Linked DNA regions of Homo sapiens: region 2 is linked to region 1. Evidence: chromatin loops called from intact Hi-C (ENCODE). Cell type or tissue: heart right ventricle. All regions are shown on one strand. Each heading gives the region's core, and the rest is flanking DNA. Links, peaks and the distances in the headings are about the cores only. Region 1 holds the start of AZU1 (azurocidin 1). Region 2 holds the start of MISP (mitotic spindle positioning).

What was found. Peaks named below come from ENCODE experiments on the same cell type or tissue, not always from the same donor. Only the 100,000 strongest peaks of a DNase experiment are listed, where the experiment ranks them.
Region 2: a loop joins it to region 1, with 2.2 times the contacts of the local background. A loop is called at or near these places in 5 of 110 quality-filtered maps.

What each region holds. Positions count from the first base shown.
Region 1 is chr19:827,576-832,932 of GRCh38, reverse strand. It overlaps AZU1 (azurocidin 1), which reads right to left and starts at 5,096. Exons shown (of 5, transcript NM_001700.5): 1 at 5,029-5,096; 2 at 4,547-4,703; 3 at 3,227-3,371; 4 at 1,992-2,225; 5 at 915-1,217. The coding sequence starts at 5,086. The coding sequence ends at 1,056. In heart right ventricle, for the core only: a CTCF peak has its summit at 2,587; no DNase peak of the experiment used is centred there; H3K27me3 peaks cover 2,776 bases.
Region 2 is chr19:750,422-755,778 of GRCh38, reverse strand. MISP (mitotic spindle positioning) reads right to left here and starts at 4,667. Exons shown (of 5, transcript NM_173481.4): 1 at 4,608-4,667. In heart right ventricle, for the core only: no CTCF peak of the experiment used is centred there; a DNase peak (open chromatin) is centred at 2,645; H3K27me3 peaks cover 1,343 bases.

The DNA of each region.
Region 1 (5,357 bases), core at 57-5,056:
TAATTTTTTGTATTTTTAGTAGAAACGGGGTTTCACCGTGTTAGCCAGGATGGTCTCGATCTCCTGACCTCGTGATCCGCCCGCCTTGGCCTCCTAAAGTGCTGGGATTACAGGCATGAGCCACTGTGCCCGGCCTCTCCTGTGTAATTTTAATAATTTTAAAAATTATTTTTGTAGAGACATGGTTTCACTACGTTGCCCAGGCTGGTCTCAAACTCCTGGGCTCAAACGATGCTCCCACCTTGGCCTCCCAAAGTGCTGAGATTACAGATGTGACTGCCACATCCAGCCATCATATTCATATTTTATTCTGTATTATTTATATATACAATTATATTTATTATTTCATATTCACGTTTTACTGTTTCTATTGGATCCAAGAGGAGAATGTTCCCCGTTTTCTCCCGTGGTTTTTGTTTTTTTTTGAGCTGGAGTCTCGCTGTCGCCCAGGCTGGAGTGCAGTGGCGCCATCTCGGTTCGCTGCAACCTCCGCCTCCCGGGTTCAGGTGATTCTCCTGCCTCAGCCTCCCAAGTAACTGGGATTACAGGCGCCCGCCATCATGCCCGGCTAATTTTTGTATTTTTATAGAGATGGGGTTTCACCAGGTTGGCCGGGCTGGTCTTGAACTCCTGACCTCAGGTGATCCGCCCACCTCGGCCTCCCAAAGTGCTGGGCGGCATTCACTGTGTGACCTCTGGGCAGCCACCCAACCTCTCTGAACCTGGGCCTCCCCCCAACACCCCGCTGTCGGGTGCAGATAACACCAGCCCCTGCTTCCCGGGCTTTGAGGGAATCTCTGAACATCTGACATCTGCACAGGCAGTGCACCTGCGGTGGGTGCCCCTAAGGCCGGTGAAGGTGCCACTCACGCGTCCCCACAGCCCCCTCCCCCACCAATGAACAGAAACCAGGAGCAGAGGAGAGATCGGCTTCTTTATTACAGCCAGGGCCCCTCTGGCCGGAGCGGGGGCAGGGGCGGGGCCGTGGGAGGTGGGTGCGGAGCGCCGGAGGTGTGGAGGGCGGGGCTGGGCTCCATGGGAGGTCACAGGCCCCCCTAGGCTGGCCCCGGTCCCGGGTTGTTGAGAACACCATCGATCCAGTCTCGGAAGAGCGCCACTCGGGTGAAGAAGTCAGGGCCTCGGCCACAGGGCCCCAGGGAAAAGGAGGCCACGCCGTGGGCCAGGCCCTCGCAGACGAGGGGGGTGCCCCCGTCCCCCTGGGCAGGCAGCAGCTGTGTCAGGGCGTCCCAGGGCCTGGCTCCCACGCCACCCCAGAACTGCAGAGGCCTCTTGCTGCCCCTGGAACCTACAAGTCCTGATCCAGCCCCAGGGCCTTTGCATGGCTCTTCTCTTTCTCTGCCCTGGTTAACTGCTAGTGGACTTTGGGATCAGTTGCTTTCTGGAGCTTCCTGGCACCTCCAGGCTGGGCCAGGTGCCCCTCCCCTGGCAATCACACGCCTGAGTCCCTCAGTGACCGGCTCTACCATGCCTGCTGGGTCCCCAACCCCCAGCACAGACGTGGCTCACAGCCGGCGTTTGATAGCTACTGTTTCTCAGCCAGGCACGGTGGCTCATGCCTGTTATCCTAACACTTTGGGAGGCCAAGGTGGGTCGATCATGAGGTCAGGAGTTCGAGACCAGCCTGACCCACATGGAGAAACCCTGTCTCTACTAAAAATACAAAATTAGCCGGGCGTGGTGGCGCATGCCTGTAATCCCAGCTACTTAGGAGGCTGAGGCAGGAGAATCGCTTGAACCCAGGAGGCGGAGGTTGCAGTGAGCCGCCGAGATCACGCCACTACACTCCAGCCTGGGCGACAGAGCGAGACTCTGTCTCAAAAAAAAAAAAAAAGATACTGTTTCTCCTACCGTGAAAATGCTCAATCCTGGGGCCCCCCTGCTGTGCCGCCCTCAGCCTGCACTTGCTTTCTCCTGCCACGGAGAGCTCAGTACCTCTCAGGACCCCTCCTCCCGCCACAGGGAGCACTCACATTGCAGATGCCACCGCGGCGGGTGAGCACACCGGTGCACACGTTGTTGGGGCGACACTGGTCCTCGGGGGTCACAGTCACGTTGACAAACCTGGGAAAACGGGAGAGACGCCCCCCACTGCGCTGGCTCCCCCAGCCGGCCACCTGGCATCTGGTGCCGGCTTCCACCGTGGCGTTCTGCAGAGGCAGTGGCAGTATCGTCACGCTGCTGGTGAGGTTGGCCTCACGGTCCAGCTGGGGAAGGAAATGGAGTCAGGGGAGGGTGGCCCTGGGGACTGGAGCCTCATGGGGACCCCTGGGAGCAGAAGTGTCAGCGACATTAACTGTAGTCTGTAAGTGGTTTGCGTTTAATTCCCGGCAGGGGCCGGGTGCGGTGGCTCACGCCTGTATTCCCAGCACGTTGCGAGGCCAAGGTGGGTGGATCACTTGAGGCCAGGAGTTCGAGACCAAACTGGCCAACAAGGTGAAACCCCCGTCTCTACTTTTTTAAATTTTTTAATGATATTTTTGAGATAATTTTATCATTTTCTCAAAGAAAAAAACCAAACATGAAAAACATTCACATGATTCTGTCATAGCAAAAGCATTTGAAAACGACGTCAGTCTCCACCAACAGGAGGCTCCATACGCGAACCGTGGTACATCTGTATGTGTTGCTGTATTGTTTTTGGAAGTTTTTTTTGAGATAGGGTCTGGCTCTGTTACCCAGGCTGGAGTGCAGGGGCGCGATCTCGGCTCACTGCAAGCTCCGCCTCCCGGGTTCAAGCGATTCTCCTGCCTCAGCCTCCTGAGTAGCTGGGACTAGAGGCGCCCGCTGCCATGCCTGGCTAATTTTTGTATTTTTAGTAGAGATGGGGTTTCACCATGTTGGCCAGGCTGGTCTCAATCTCCTGACCTCGTGATCCGCCCACCTCGGCCTCCCAAAATGCTGGGATTACAGGCATGAGCCACCTCACCCGGCAAGATACACACACACACACACACACACACACACACACACACACATATATATTTTTGTAGAGACTGAGTTTGGCCATGTTGCCCAGGCTGGTCTCGAACTCCTGACCTCAAGCCGTCCTTCCGCCTCGGCCTCCTGAAGCACAGGGGCCACAGGTGCGCGCCACCACTCCCGGCTAATTTTTGTATTTTTTTGTAGAGACCAAGTTTGGACTTGTTTCCCTGGCTAACGTCGGCCTCCCGAGGTGCTGGGATCACAGGTGGCACCATCCTCTCACCTGAAGCAGCATCAGGTCGTTCAGGTTCTGCTGGGGGTCGTAGCCATTCTCGCTCATGCTGCTGATGGAAAACGTCTGGCGGGACTGCCTCTCCCGCCGCCTCAGGTCATAGGCACCCAGCACCACGGTGCTAACCCCGGGGTTCCTGAGAGTAGCGGAGGAAAGGGCAGAGGGAGGACACCAGGCTGGGGCCTGGGCACAGAGCAAGCCGGCTTGCAAATTAGGGGGGATCCCAGCCTGCAGACTGCAATCCTTCACCCTGAAAACTCCCCCGCTTTTACAGAAGCAGAGCCGAGACTTTCCAGGGCCCCCTTCCCATCTTGAGCCCCTTCCCTTCTCTGCGCCTCCTCCTCCATCTGAGCCCCTTCTCTTCTCTGCGCCCCCTCCTCCATCTGAGTCCCTTCCCTTCTCTGAGCCTCCTCCATCTGACCCCCTCCCCTTCTCTGCACCTCCTCCATCTGAGCCCCTTCCCTTATCTGGGCCTCCCCCATCTGACCCCCTTCCCTTCTCTGCACCTCCCCCATCTGACCCCATTCCCTTATCTGGGCCTCCCCCATCTGACCCCCTTCCCTTCTCTGCACCTCCTCCATCTGACCCCCTTCCCTTCTCTGCGCCTCCCCCATCTGAGCCCCTTCCCTTCCCTGGGCCTCCCCCATCTGACCCCCTTCCCTTCTCTGCCCCTCCTCCATCTGAGCCCCTTCCCTTCCCTGGGCCTCCCCCATCTGACCCCCTTCCCTTCTCTGCACCTCCTCCATCTGACCCCCTTCCCTTCTCCGCACCTCCTCCATCTGAGGCCCTTCCCTTCTCTGCACCTCCTCCATCTGAGGCCCTTCTCTTCTCTGCACCTCCTCCATCTGAGCCCCTTCCCTTCTCTGCACCTCCTCCATCTGAGCCCCTTCCCTTCTCTGGGCCTCCCCCATCTGACCCCCTTCCCTTCTCTGCACCTCCTCCATCTGAGCCCCTTCCTTTCTCTGGGCCCCCTCCTCCATCTGAGCCCCTTCCCTTCTCTGGGCCTCCCCCATCTGACCCCCTTTCCTTCACTGCACCTCCTCCATCTGAGCCTCTTCCTTTCTCTGGGCCTCCTCCATCTGACCCCCTTCCCTTCTCTGGGCCTCCTCCATCTGAGCCCCCCAATATCCTTGGGTCCCTCCTCAACTCAGTCCCCATTTCCCTCTCCAAGCCCCCTCCTTTCCCTGAGCCCCTCCTTTTGCAATCCCCTCCCCTCCTCACCTACCAAGCACCCCCACTGAATGCCTAAGCCCCCCAAGCCCCTTCTCTGAGCCCCAATGCCCCCTAGGCCCCCTCCCCAGGACCCCTCACTGGCTTTGGAAGCAGCTGGCCGCGGTCATCACGAAGCGGGCATGGATCAGGGCACCCCCGCAGAAGTGCCTGCCTTGATTCTGAATGGAGGCCAGGAACGGGAACTGGCGGGGCCTCGCCTTCCGGCCGCCAACGATGTCCAAAAGGGGGCTGGAGCCTGGGTCGGGGGGAGACAGCTCTGAGATCCCCAAGAATCCACACAGTGGCCGGGAGGGCGTGTGAAGCTGCAGCCTCAGCTCTATCCACCCAGTGGGGCTGCGGGGGGACCCACCCTCCCCCATCGTCCCACTCCCTAAGAGGACAGGGGGCCCCTGAGTCCCGCACACCGTCCGCCCTCACGCCTTTCGCGGGATCGTCCAGGCCGGGCTGGCTGTGTGACCCAGGCCAAGCCGCTTGCCTTCTCTGTGCTTTAAGTCTGAGTTCTGCCCTGGCAGCCGGGCCCTAGCACAGATGGGGGACCACCGGCACAGAGAGGCACTCACCGGCCCTCGAGGACGCCAGCAGACCAGCCAGCAGGGCCAGGACTGTCAGCCGGGTCATGGCGGGGCAGGTCTGTGGCTAAGGCGGCGGCTGCCCTTATACACAGGCCTTGGCAGTTGGTGGCGTCCCCGCCCAGGCCCAGGGACAGCCCCACTCAGTGGGAACACGGGAAATTGCCCAAGGCCTCCACCGCCAACTGCTCCCTGGGCCAGCCTGGGCTCCCCCTACATTCTGCACTGATCCTCAGTTTCCCTCTCTAGAAGATGGCCACACCCCCAGGGGCAGGTGAGGGTGTCAGGAACCAGTGGATCCCGGAGCCCAGCACATGGCG
Region 2 (5,357 bases), core at 153-5,152, 77 kb after region 1:
TGTATTTTTAGTAGAGACGAGGTCTCACCATGTTGGCCAGGTTGGTCTCGAACTCCTGAGCTCAGGTGATCTGCCCGCCTCGGCCTCCCAAAGTGCTGGAATTACAGGCGTGAGCCACCGCGCCTGGCCTCAGCCTTGATCTCTGAAGCCTTCCTTGGCCGCACCATATTTATCTGTGTCTCCTGTGCACTGAGCCTTTCCACCCTGAGCTCACTCTGAGACTCCTGGTGTGGGATTTTTCCATCTGACAATTACAGATGGCCCCTTGCTAAGGGATGTCAAATGGAGAAACTGAGGCCCAGAGAGAAGGACTGACAGCAACTCCAGTTTCCCGGCTCCCACATCCTGGTTCTCCACCCTGCCCTGCCCAGCTGGACACCTCGTCCCATCTGAGACAACATCCCCGCCTGGGCCTTGTCGCCATAAAGCCAGGATGGGCAAAGGAACACCGTGGACCTTGTCCCGCTGGGCCCAGGTGGGGCCGTGGAGCGAGCGGGTGACACCCTGACCCAGTGCCTTCCGGCTCTCGCCCTCTCCCAAGGGTCCAGGTTGCTGCTGGGCTCAGTTCCAGGAGCCTTCCCGGAGGTCACACACCTGCTCGCATCGCTTCTGTGGCTCCTGGCATCTGCAGGGCACAGTTCTCACACCCTGCTCCTGGCCTTAGCACGAAACCCCAATTTCTGTGGGCACCTCCACCCCAAGCCAGGCCCTCCTCTTCTACCCCAAACCAGACCCTCCTCTTCCACCCCAAACCAGGCCCTCCTCTTCCACCCCAAACCAGGCCCTCTTCCTCCACCCCAAGCCAGGCCCTCCTCTTCCACCCCAAACCAGACCCTCCTCTTCCACCCAAACCAGACCCTCCTCTTCCACCCAAACCAGGCCCTCTTCCTCCAACCCAAACCAGACCCTCCTCTTCCACCCCAAACCAGGCCCTCTTCCTCCACCCCAAACCTCGCCCTCCTCCTCTACCTGCAGCTCTCTCTGTCTCGAGGCTGCCTGTTTCTGCTTCTCCACGGCTTCCTCTGCTGAAGCCCATGGACACCTCCTCCAGGAAGTAACCCAGATTGCCCCTCCCCCAGAGCCATCATCTGAACACCTCCTTCATGTCAGGCCTTGTACCCAGCACCCGTCTTAGGTATTGTCTTTTGTTTTGAGACAGAGTCTCGCTGCGATGCACAGGCTGGACTGCGGTAGCGTGATCTCAGCTCACTGCAATCTCCACCTCCCGGGTTCAAGCAATTCTCCTGCCTCAGCCTCCTGAGTAGCTGGGACTACGGGCACCCGCCCCCACACCCGGCTAATTTTTTCTTTTTTTTGAGGCGGAGTCTCACTCTGTCGCCCAGGCTGGAGTGCAGTGGCGCGATCTCGGCTCCCTGCAAGCTCTGCCTCCCAGGTTCACGCCATTCTCCTGCCTCAGCCTCCCTAGAGCTGGGACTACGGGCGCCCGCCACCACGCCTGGCTAATTTTTTGTATTTTTAGTAGAGACGGGGTTTCACCATATTAGCCAGGATGGTCTTGATCTCCTGACCTCGTGATCCTCCCGCCTCGGCCTCCCAAAGTGTTGGGATTACAGGCGTGAGCCACCGCGCCCAGCCAGGACACCCGGCTAATTTTTGTATTGTTAGTAGAGACGGGTTTCACCATGTTGGCCAGGCTGGTCTTGAACTCCTGACTTCAGGTGATCCGCCTGCCTCGGCCTCCCAAAGTGCAGGGATTACAGGCGTGAGCCACCGTGTCCAGCAGACATCATCTTTCATAGTTGAGGAAAGGAAGCCTCACCTGAAGACACAGGGATCTCAAAAGCTTGAGCTCCTGACTCCTAAAAAAAGCACTGTCGGCTGGGCACAGGGGCTCAGGCCTGTAATCCCAGCTACTTGGGAGGCTGAGGTGGGAGAATCACTTGAACCTGTGAGGTGGAGGTTGCGGTGAGCTGAGATTGTGCCATTGCACTCCAGCCTGGGTGACAGAGAAAGACCCTGTCTCAAAAGAAAAACAAACCCCCACAAAGCAGGACTGTCGCTCCCGGGCCACCAAGGCTATTATTTAGATCTGCTGCCTTTACACCAACCAGCAGCATTTTTTTTTGTTTTTAAACAGACAGGGTCGGCCAGGCACAGTGGCTCACACCTGTAATCCCAGCACTTTGGCGGATCACGAGGTCAGGAGATCGAGACCATCCTGGCTAAAATGGTGAAACCCCATCTCTACTAAAAATACAAAAAAAATTAACCGGGTGTGCTGGCGGGCGCCTGTAGTCCCAGCTACTCAGGAGGCTGAGGCAGGAGAATGCTGTGAACCCGGGAGGTGGAGCTTGCAGGGAGCTGAGATCGCACCATTGCACTCCAGCCTGGTGACAGAGCTAGACTCCGCCTCAAAAAAAAAAAAAAAGAAAAAAAGAAAAAAAAAGAAAAACTTAGCCCCTCTCTGAACTGGAAAGTGGCATCAAACAGCATAAAGTGGAGAGACCGTGGGGAGCCGTGTTGAAACTACACGCAATGTGTCATGCAATCTTCCGCGCGTATCAAATGTCAGAAACTAAAATAGGGGAAACATTGAAAACCAGGCGGCATTGGTGAATAAATCCCACACAAACAGCTGAGCTTCCTCCCAAAGCGTGACGCACAGATGGCTCCCCTGACCCGAGGCCTCCTCCTCCGTGGACGCCGCCTGCCCAGCTCACGGAAGGCCTTGCCTTCTCCCACCCGAAACCGTCAGCCCAGGCCTCGCTCTCGCCTGCTGTGGCCACAGGTCAGCACCCTTCCTGCAGCCCAGAGTCTGGTATACAGCAGGCGCCTAATAAATACTGGCTGGGCAAACACCACTCATCCCAGCTGCTCAGACGTGGGGGTCGGGCTCATTGCGGAATGCAGACCGGCTCCACCGTGCCTTCTGGCCCTGAAGGGCTGGGCAGGTCCACGCCCTGCACCCTGGAGCTCCCCGGGGAGGGCGGGTGTAGGAATGTTTGCCCAGTGAGTGGACAGACGTTTACACAGCGGGATTTATAACCCACATCAGACGTCAACTCCGGGAGAAAGGGAGCTGTCCGCCCAGCCTCGAGCAGGTGCCGGGTCTCCCAGTGGGGTCGGGGTTGGGTGGGGATGAAGGCACGCATCCTCCTCTGCTCATTCCTCCCCAGTGATTCACTGAAGCCAGCGGGTGGGGCCTGGGGTCCAGCTCTTGGGTTCAAGGCCACTGGGCCCCCTCCCCTGCTGCCTGTGCCTCAGTGCCCACCCCCGCCCCCCGCTTTTTTTTTTGAGATAGAGTCTCCCTCTGTCGCCCAGGCTGGAGTGCAGTGGCGCGATCTCCATTCACTGCAACCTCTGCCTCCCGGATTCACACCATTCTCCTGCCTCAGCCTCCCAAGTAGCTGGGACTACAGGCGCCCGCCACCACGCCCGGCTAAGTTTTGTATTTTTAGTAGAGATGGGGTTTCACTGTGTCGGCCAAAAAAACCCCTGGATCCACGGCGGCTCTCATGGCCGGCATTCTTGGGCAGCGGCGCTGCCCTCGGGGGAAGAGCCCCAGGACGGAAGATGGCCCCTGCAAGGCCCGGCGGTGGCTAAGGACCTCGGCGTCCTGAGACTCTTCCTGCAACACCTTGGAACCGTTTTCGACTCCGGTTTTCGAGAGAGGGAGCTGGGACCCAGAGAGGAGAACCTGCTCATCTGAGGTCACACAGCGATGACAGAGCAAGTGTCTGAAGCCAGTTTTCAGACTTTGCTCCAAATCACCCCCTCCTACAGGAAGCCCCCTGGGTTGCTCCTCCCAGCCTCACCCTGAACTCTGTTGATACCAGAATGAAACTGGGTTTATGGACCCTGGTGCCACACCTCCTTCCTCATCAGCCAGTTGGCTCTATGTGAGGGGCAAAGGTTCCCTTGTGGGGCCGAGACTCAGACAAGGAGGCCATGCAGAAGGGAGGGCCCCGTTCCTTTTTCCCATCCCTCAGGGTTGCAGTCACCCTTGAGTCATCTCAGCTCCTTGGGCTCCTGGGCGGAGCTCCACCGGCAGACGCTGGGCCGAGTCCCTGCTGGCTGCCCGGGATCCCAGGCTACCACCTCACCCCCACCCGAGGACCCAGGCCAAGTCCCCAGCCCCGGCCTGAGACTCCTTCCGCCTGTACTCAGCCACCCCTCCTCCGTGTCCCCAAACCAGCCCCCAGCCCCACGGGGGTGTTTACTGCCCAGAGCCTCCCAGTCAGGGGCCTGGTGGGACGGATAAGCATCTCTCCAGAAGCCTCTGGAATTCCCAGAACCATGGAGGGGCCCCTCTGGCCTCTGACCATGGGGGTGCCAACCCGGCCCCTCCCTTGGAGGGCTCTGGGATTTGGGGTTCAAAAGCCCCAGCAGAGTTCAGGGACAAGGGCCTCTCTGCTCTCCCAGTGGGTGCCCTTGAGGCCCCAGAGTACCTAGCGGGGGCAGAGGGAAAGGTGCCTCAGGGAGGCTCCGAGGGTGACGGGGTGGGGCAGGGGGCCTCCCTGGATCCCAAGTGCCGCCAGGCAAGCAGACCCCGCCCACAGACACATGACGCTCCCACGCCAAATGTGGATCCAACCGCCCCACACAGGATCCCCGCCCGGCCCGGCCCGGGGCGCCCCCAGCCTCACCTGCCGGCTCCCGGCTCCACAGTCTGCAGCCTCCACTCTGACTCCTCGATGGGCACAGAGGCCTCCCAGCTCCGCCCTGCCCGCCAGGTTGCCAGGGAACAGAGGCCCCACCCAGGGGAGGCAGGTGTGCCCCCTCCCCCCAGCCCCACCTGGGATCAGGAAACAAAGTCCAGAGGAGGAGGAGGGAGAAAGAGGATACCAGGCTGGGCAAGGGCGGGCACCGTGCCCGCTGCCGGCTGCCCCTCCACCCCCAGGGCCTCCAGGTGGCCCCGAGGAGCCAGAACTCAGCCGAAACCTCCCTTGGCTGCCTGGCCCTCCCACCGCCTCTCAGCACCGCTCAGAGAGGGTCAGCAGGTGTCCAGGGCCACACAGCAGCTCAGCGTGCACAGTGGCCTGTGTCTCCTGGGGGGCCGGAGGGGCTGAGTCCCAATCCCGTCCGTGCCTTCTGGCCCAGCCCACCCCTTGGGGCAACTCCCCTAGATGGCCCCCTTCTTGCATAAACCAGGTTTGGCAGACTCGGGGGGGTTTGGTGTGGCCTGGGTTCTGATCCCACCTGACCTCTCTTAGCCCTGTTTTCTCCTCCGGGACGTGGGGGAACATCACGCCCGGGCTCCCTCAGGGCTGCTGGGAGGAATTCCCTAGGCCCCATCCACATAAAAACCCATACGAGGGGGCCGGACTTGGTGGCTCACACCTGTAATCCCAGCACTTTGGGAGGCCGAGGCGGGCGGATCACTTGAGGCCAGGAGT